2 separate regions of the Homo sapiens genome follow, and region 1 is linked to region 2. Evidence: read pairs that join two places in POLR2A ChIA-PET (ENCODE). Cell type or tissue: PC-3. All regions are shown on one strand. Links, peaks and the distances in the headings refer to the core of each region. The heading gives the core; the rest is flanking DNA. Region 1 has its middle 3.1 kb from the start of ARPC5. Region 2 overlaps RGL1 (ral guanine nucleotide dissociation stimulator like 1).

Region 1 (2,925 bases), core at 173-2,672, 180 kb after region 2:
GGACGAGATAAAAGACATTTTTGGAAGTCCTGTCTCAAGGACTTTCTAAAATAAGAAATTCTGTAGGACTGCAGCAATTCAGATAAAATGCTCTCAAAACAATACCTGCCCAGTAACAGCATCTCTTCCTCTAAAATGGTGCCAACTCTGACTTTGAGTATCCAAAACCAATGTCTGTTTCCAAGCAGTTTATGTGAACTTCTCCTTTTGCCAAATAAAAGTTTCCCTTTGGCCAGGCACAGTGGCTCACACCTGTAATCCCAGCACTTCGGGAGCCCAAGGCGGGCAGACAAGGTCAGGAGATCAAGACCATCCTGGCCAACATGGTGAAACCCCGTCTCTACTAAAAATATAAAAATTAGCTGGGCATGGTGGTGTGCGCCTGTAATCCCAGCTACTTCGGAGGCTGACGCAGGAGAATGCTTGAACCAGGGAGTCGGAGGTTGCAGTGAGCTGAGATTGTGCCACTGCACTCTAGCCTGGCGACAGAGTGAGACTCTGTCTCAAAAAAAAAAAGAAAAAAAGAAAAACATTTCCCTTTATCCTCCCTTCTTTGATGTATATGTAGCTTGCCACAGCTGTGCATCTCAGGTTATAATCCTCTTTTCTAATTCCCAAATAAATTCAACGTATTTAGAGATTTTTTTCCCTGATTTTTTTTTTTTTGGCTTACAGGTTTTTAGTTGATAAGTTTCAGTAGAGAGTTCACCCTATCTATTCCACTTTAATGTGTAATCATAAAATTATGTAAAGGAAAAACTTGAAACAAAGAAAAAATGAAATTCTGAAGGTTCATGTTTTAAAGTTTAACACAGAACCAGTTGATGTAGATATTCATAGGAGTATTAAATCATAAGATAGTCTATGGACAACATGCTAAACATCTTTTTATATTTCAGTAATTATGTTGCCAGAGAACCCTGGTATTAAAGCATCCTTACCAGAACTGAAATTCACTTATTTATATTTATAATACATTTTACATATTTGATTAACATTGATTTTGCACTTCTATTTCAAATAATAAAAATAAATAATGTCACGTTGCAGGATTCAACGTCTTTTTTCTTTTTTTTTTTTTTTTGAGATGAAGTGTCTTGCTCTGTCAACCAGGCTGGAGTGCAATGGCACGATCTCAGCTCACTGCCATCTCCGCCTCCTAGGTTCAAGCAATTCTCCCACCTCACCCTCCCAAGTAACTGGGACTACAGGTGTGCACCACCACCCCCAGCTAATTTTTTGTATTTTTAGTAGAGACAGGGTTTCCCCATGTTGGCTAGGCTGGTCTTGAACTCCTCACCTCAAGTGATCTGCCCGTCTTGGCTTCCCAAAGTGCTGGGATTACAGGCATGAGCCACCACGCCCAGCCAGGATTCAATGTCTTTGTTGTTTAAGTATTTAGTGGCAAGTTTGGAGAAGAGAAGCACATGTTAGAATCCTTGGTTTAAAATGTCTGAAAAGAAAGACCTATTATAGCCTTACTAAAGTCCCTTCTAACTGAAAAGATCCTTGGCTGTTTGCATCATCACAGAAAATAAGGAACTACATATACAGCATTAACCTTGAGAAAATTCAGATTCGGTCCTGCTTCAGTATTGAACCAAACCAGGTTATTTGCACAACAAGTAAAATGTCTTAAAACCTTATAAATCTTTTATATCAGGGTAAGCACTCATTTGAAAAATTAAAATAAGGAAAATAATATTACCTAAGATGAATTAAGTATCATGATTAACATTAAAAATTTAGAATTTGCAAGGAAGTGAAATAATGAGTTTTCTAATTAAAAGATAATTAAAGACAGATTTCTCCACATACACACAAAAATTTCTCTTAAAGCTTTATAAAGATTTAACTACCTAATAAGGTAGAGAAGTAATTTATGTGCCCACTAAAAAATACTCAATTTCTGAATGTTCGTCCAAAATTAACTTGTCAGATCATTAAATCATTGACTAGAAACACGTTGAGTACCTATTATGTACTAGGCACTTAGATCATTGTGAGACAATAAAAAATACTGCATTAGAAAAGGACATTTTTCACATCTTAAATGCAATAAGCATTATTTGGCTGGCAGTTAATTACATTTAACACATTAAACATATAGAGCAAAATTCTGAGCAATCAAAATAATTATACCCTTGAGCAATCGATTATTTAAATTTCTTTCACTATTCCCTTAAGCTGATTTCTACTCTGGGATTCTTTCATAGTTCTCAAATAAGAAAATAAAAAATTTCCTAAATAAGGCAATACAAAAGAATAGAAATGTAAGAGAAGAGATATATTAGCTCTTGAATCCCTGTTTCCATTTGCTGTCAATAGTGCCTCTAATGTTCGATTTTCTCTTCAAAGAAAAATCTTGATTTAAAAGAAGAAAAAGTACAATCACCTTTAACAGCTAAAGTATACTGATTAGCATCTACTAAAGTTAGCAAAGACTGAAACTGAAAAAAAATTGTAAAATCTTTATTCTAAGTTATATAACGCCATTCACCATAGTAATGATTTTATACTTTGGTATATGGCTTTTTAAAATAAATATTGCCAACAGGTAAAAATTTTTCCTTTGCTGTCTTAAGGCATTCCTAAGAGAATTTTTACCAGTGTGTGTTCATAACTTGAATGTTAATTTAAACAATGTTACTTCTATCACCTAAATGATATACTTATAGAAGAGTGGTTTAATTGGGAACAGAAAAACACCACATTGCTTCTTCCCAAGAAAAAGGGATGTATTCCATTCTCGAGGTCTCTCTCCCACTCTCTATTTATATATAATATACTGCATAGATAAATATACACACATTATATATGTATTTTTTTGAACTTAAAGAAGACTGGACATATGTATTTACATGTATATATCCAACAAATATTTAATTTTGAGATCTCTCTCCCTCTTCTGATTTATTATTCTCA
Region 2 (2,925 bases), core at 288-2,787:
TAACCTGGAAGGACACTAAAAGGAGAAGCAGATGTGATGAGCGGAATCTTCACAGAAATTAGAATCACAGTGGTGTCTAAAGGGTGTACAAGAAGGTATACCAATTTTTAGGCAGCAATTAAGGTAGACTGAAAACAACGGATGGGTAGTTCTGCCAACAAATGTTCCCAAAATCCCAGATTTGGTTTGTAAGCAACGATCACTAGGAACTAACATAAAATCACCGAGAAAAATAAAATCAGCCAGGTATAGTGGCTCATGCCCATAATCCCAACACCTTGAGAGGCCAAAGCAGGAGGATCACTTAAGCCCAGGAGTTCGAGATGAGCCTGGGTAACATAGCAAGGCCCATCTCTAAAAAAAAATTAAAAGAATTAGCCATGGGGGATTGCATAGGCCTGTAGTCCTAGCCATCCAGGAGGCTGAGACAGGAGGATCTCTTGAGCCCAGAAGTTTGAGGCTGCAGTAAGCTATGACCATACTGCACTCCAGCTTGTGTGACAGAGCAAGACCCTGTCTCTAAATTAAAAGAAAAAAAATCATATCAAACTAACTTTCCATCCTTCTCTGATTCTATACAGGTAACATGGAATGCTACAGACATGATATTCATTGACTTCAAATAACTATCCCACCAACTCTCTCCTGAGATCTCTATAGCTACAGTGGAACTCCGTAAGTTGAATAATTGTAGAGTTGCCTAGATATGTATCCAAATCAGATGTCACGGAATACTGAATGGTGAAAAAAATGTTAACTGGCGAGTATTGCTGGGAGTGGGGAATGTCTCCAGCAATATATCACAGAGCTTTATGTTTAGCCATGTTGAATAAATCATTTTAACAAATAAAGTAGATAATTATACAGAACCTTATTAAACTACACTGAAAGTTATAGCTAATACATTGGTTTACTGAATCAAAATTTTAGATGATTAGCTAAGACTAATAAAATTAAAAATAAATATTTTCTATATTTAATTTTTTAAATGAAACTTGCAAGCACAGGTTTAATGAAACTTAGTTTAATAATAACTCATATTTTTGAAGAAAAGACAAAAGAATATTTCTGGCTATAAGTCTTGGGGGCAATATATTTATAGAGGCCTAATTTAAGTTCCATACAATAACACAGTTAATATTAGCTGGAACTGTATGAAGCTGCCAATATTTAACCATTTTTAACTTATAAAACTGGTGATTTCATACAGTTCATTCTAAGAAGATTATGTGTGGTGTTAAAAAAAAGAAGTACAAAGTGCTTTGGCTTGAGAGAAGAATCACTTACTACCTTTTGAGAAACCAGAGAGGACTCACAGAAGTAACATTTGAGCTAGAATTTGAGTGATGTCTGGCGATTTAAAGATGTCTGGCATTAAGGAAAGGAGGACATTTTAGACCCTGGCAACAGCAAGAGAAAAGACCCTAAAACAGGAAAATAGCCCAGTTAGCTGAAGTGTGGAGTTGCAAAAGTGAGACATAGGAAATCACCCCAGAAAGGGAGATTGGAACTTGACTTTGAAGCCCTCAAATCTACTATGATAAGTGCTCTAAAATCCTATGATTTTCCTACAAAGGCCAACATTTGGCACATAGTAAGTGCTCAAATTTGAGTGAGTGAGTAAACAAACAAATTGTTTGCAATAAGTATAAAACAAGAGGTCAACATAAACATAACTCCTGACTGCCATGTCATTCCGTCACTGGAGTCATAGTACTTTTCGTCTACAAAGGACCTTGACGATCTTTTAGTCTAACTCCCTCAAACATTTTGGGTGGCTACCAACAGGACTGGAAATACTCAAGCAAAGTAGAGGCAAAAGGCCGCCTGTTCCTCTGCCAATTCCTAGGGTAATCTAATTCACCAGGGCAAAATCTCCAAAGGAGATTTTGGTTCAATAACTCCTAAATATTGTACTTTTGGATTCCTTCCTGAAAATGAATGCTATCTAAGTCTACAAGTTTCAGAAAAAAAATGTTTGGTGGCTTTTGTGGGCAATTGTTTTTAAAAAGTCAAACATGTCTAAGGTATAATTTTTAAAGAATCTGGCTCCAGGAGAAAAAGCTGAAGCATTAGTCACATGGTTTACATTTCTTCCTCTTGCCTGCCAGATATTTTTTTTTTAATTAAGAAAAGAAAAATGGGTCAGCCCAAAAGAATTTTTACAACTGTCAGAATAAATACAAGGCCCATGTAACCCCATAAACTTCATTTTTGGAGCCTTTTCTCCCTTCTCTCTGTGGCTTACAGTGTCATTTATTTAGAACCCAGCCAAAAGTACAGCTCTGGTGACCACCCCTACATCTTTTGTACTGTAAGGACATGTTTTCTGTCAGGCAGGAAGAAGACAGACATGCTTCTAGATTAGAATACAGTCTCTTCTGATTTCAACAGGATATGATGCAGGGAGGACCTGAGGGTCACAAGGAACCCTGTCCAATTCATCTTGGCTCTAAGGTCATTAGGAAATCATCCTGCTTCTTAGAAAGTATCACCACTCATGAGACCATTTTGAAAAAGTCTCCGAGAAGCAAGTAACCAGACAAAAGTCATTCTTGGACTCCAGGGACACTTTAGGGTTGAGCACACAGGTCCAGCTTTCAGTAAGCTATCCTTAGTTCACCCTTCACTCTGGAAGTCTCCTGAGTGGCCACTGCTTTTAGGATGAGCACTAATGTTCAGGTTTACTTTCCTGCAGGGTCTGGTCTAGTTGAAGAGTCCCAGAATAGCTTTTACCAACCAGACCTAAAATCTATAAAGTGTTCCTGGTACCAACCTGCCCTCTTACAGAGCAGACCAGGCCTCCTGGTAATGCTTCAGATTAAGTCAGGCCACCCCAGATTACTAATCTTCAAACTTTTTAGCCATGATTCATAGTAAAAAGAAAAAATACATTTTACATGGGATCCAGTCCACACATGCATA

The links. ChIA-PET counts read pairs that join two places held together with the same protein. Peaks named below come from ENCODE experiments on the same cell type or tissue, not always from the same donor. Only the 100,000 strongest peaks of a DNase experiment are listed, where the experiment ranks them.
Region 1: POLR2A ChIA-PET joins it to region 2 with 7 read pairs; 1 of 35 experiments calls an interaction of 5 or more read pairs at or near these places.

What each region holds. Positions count from the first base shown.
Region 1 is chr1:183,637,442-183,640,366 of GRCh38, reverse strand. It overlaps a transcript of RGL1 not described here. Among named protein-coding and RNA genes, the nearest start is that of ARPC5, 3.1 kb to the right of the region's middle. In PC-3, for the core only: no CTCF peak of the experiment used is centred there; no DNase peak of the experiment used is centred there.
Region 2 is chr1:183,821,403-183,824,327 of GRCh38, reverse strand. All of the region lies in intron 2 of RGL1 (ral guanine nucleotide dissociation stimulator like 1), which reads right to left. Among named protein-coding and RNA genes, the nearest start is that of RGL1, 18 kb to the right of the region's middle. In PC-3, for the core only: no CTCF peak of the experiment used is centred there; no DNase peak of the experiment used is centred there; H3K27ac peaks cover 1,515 bases.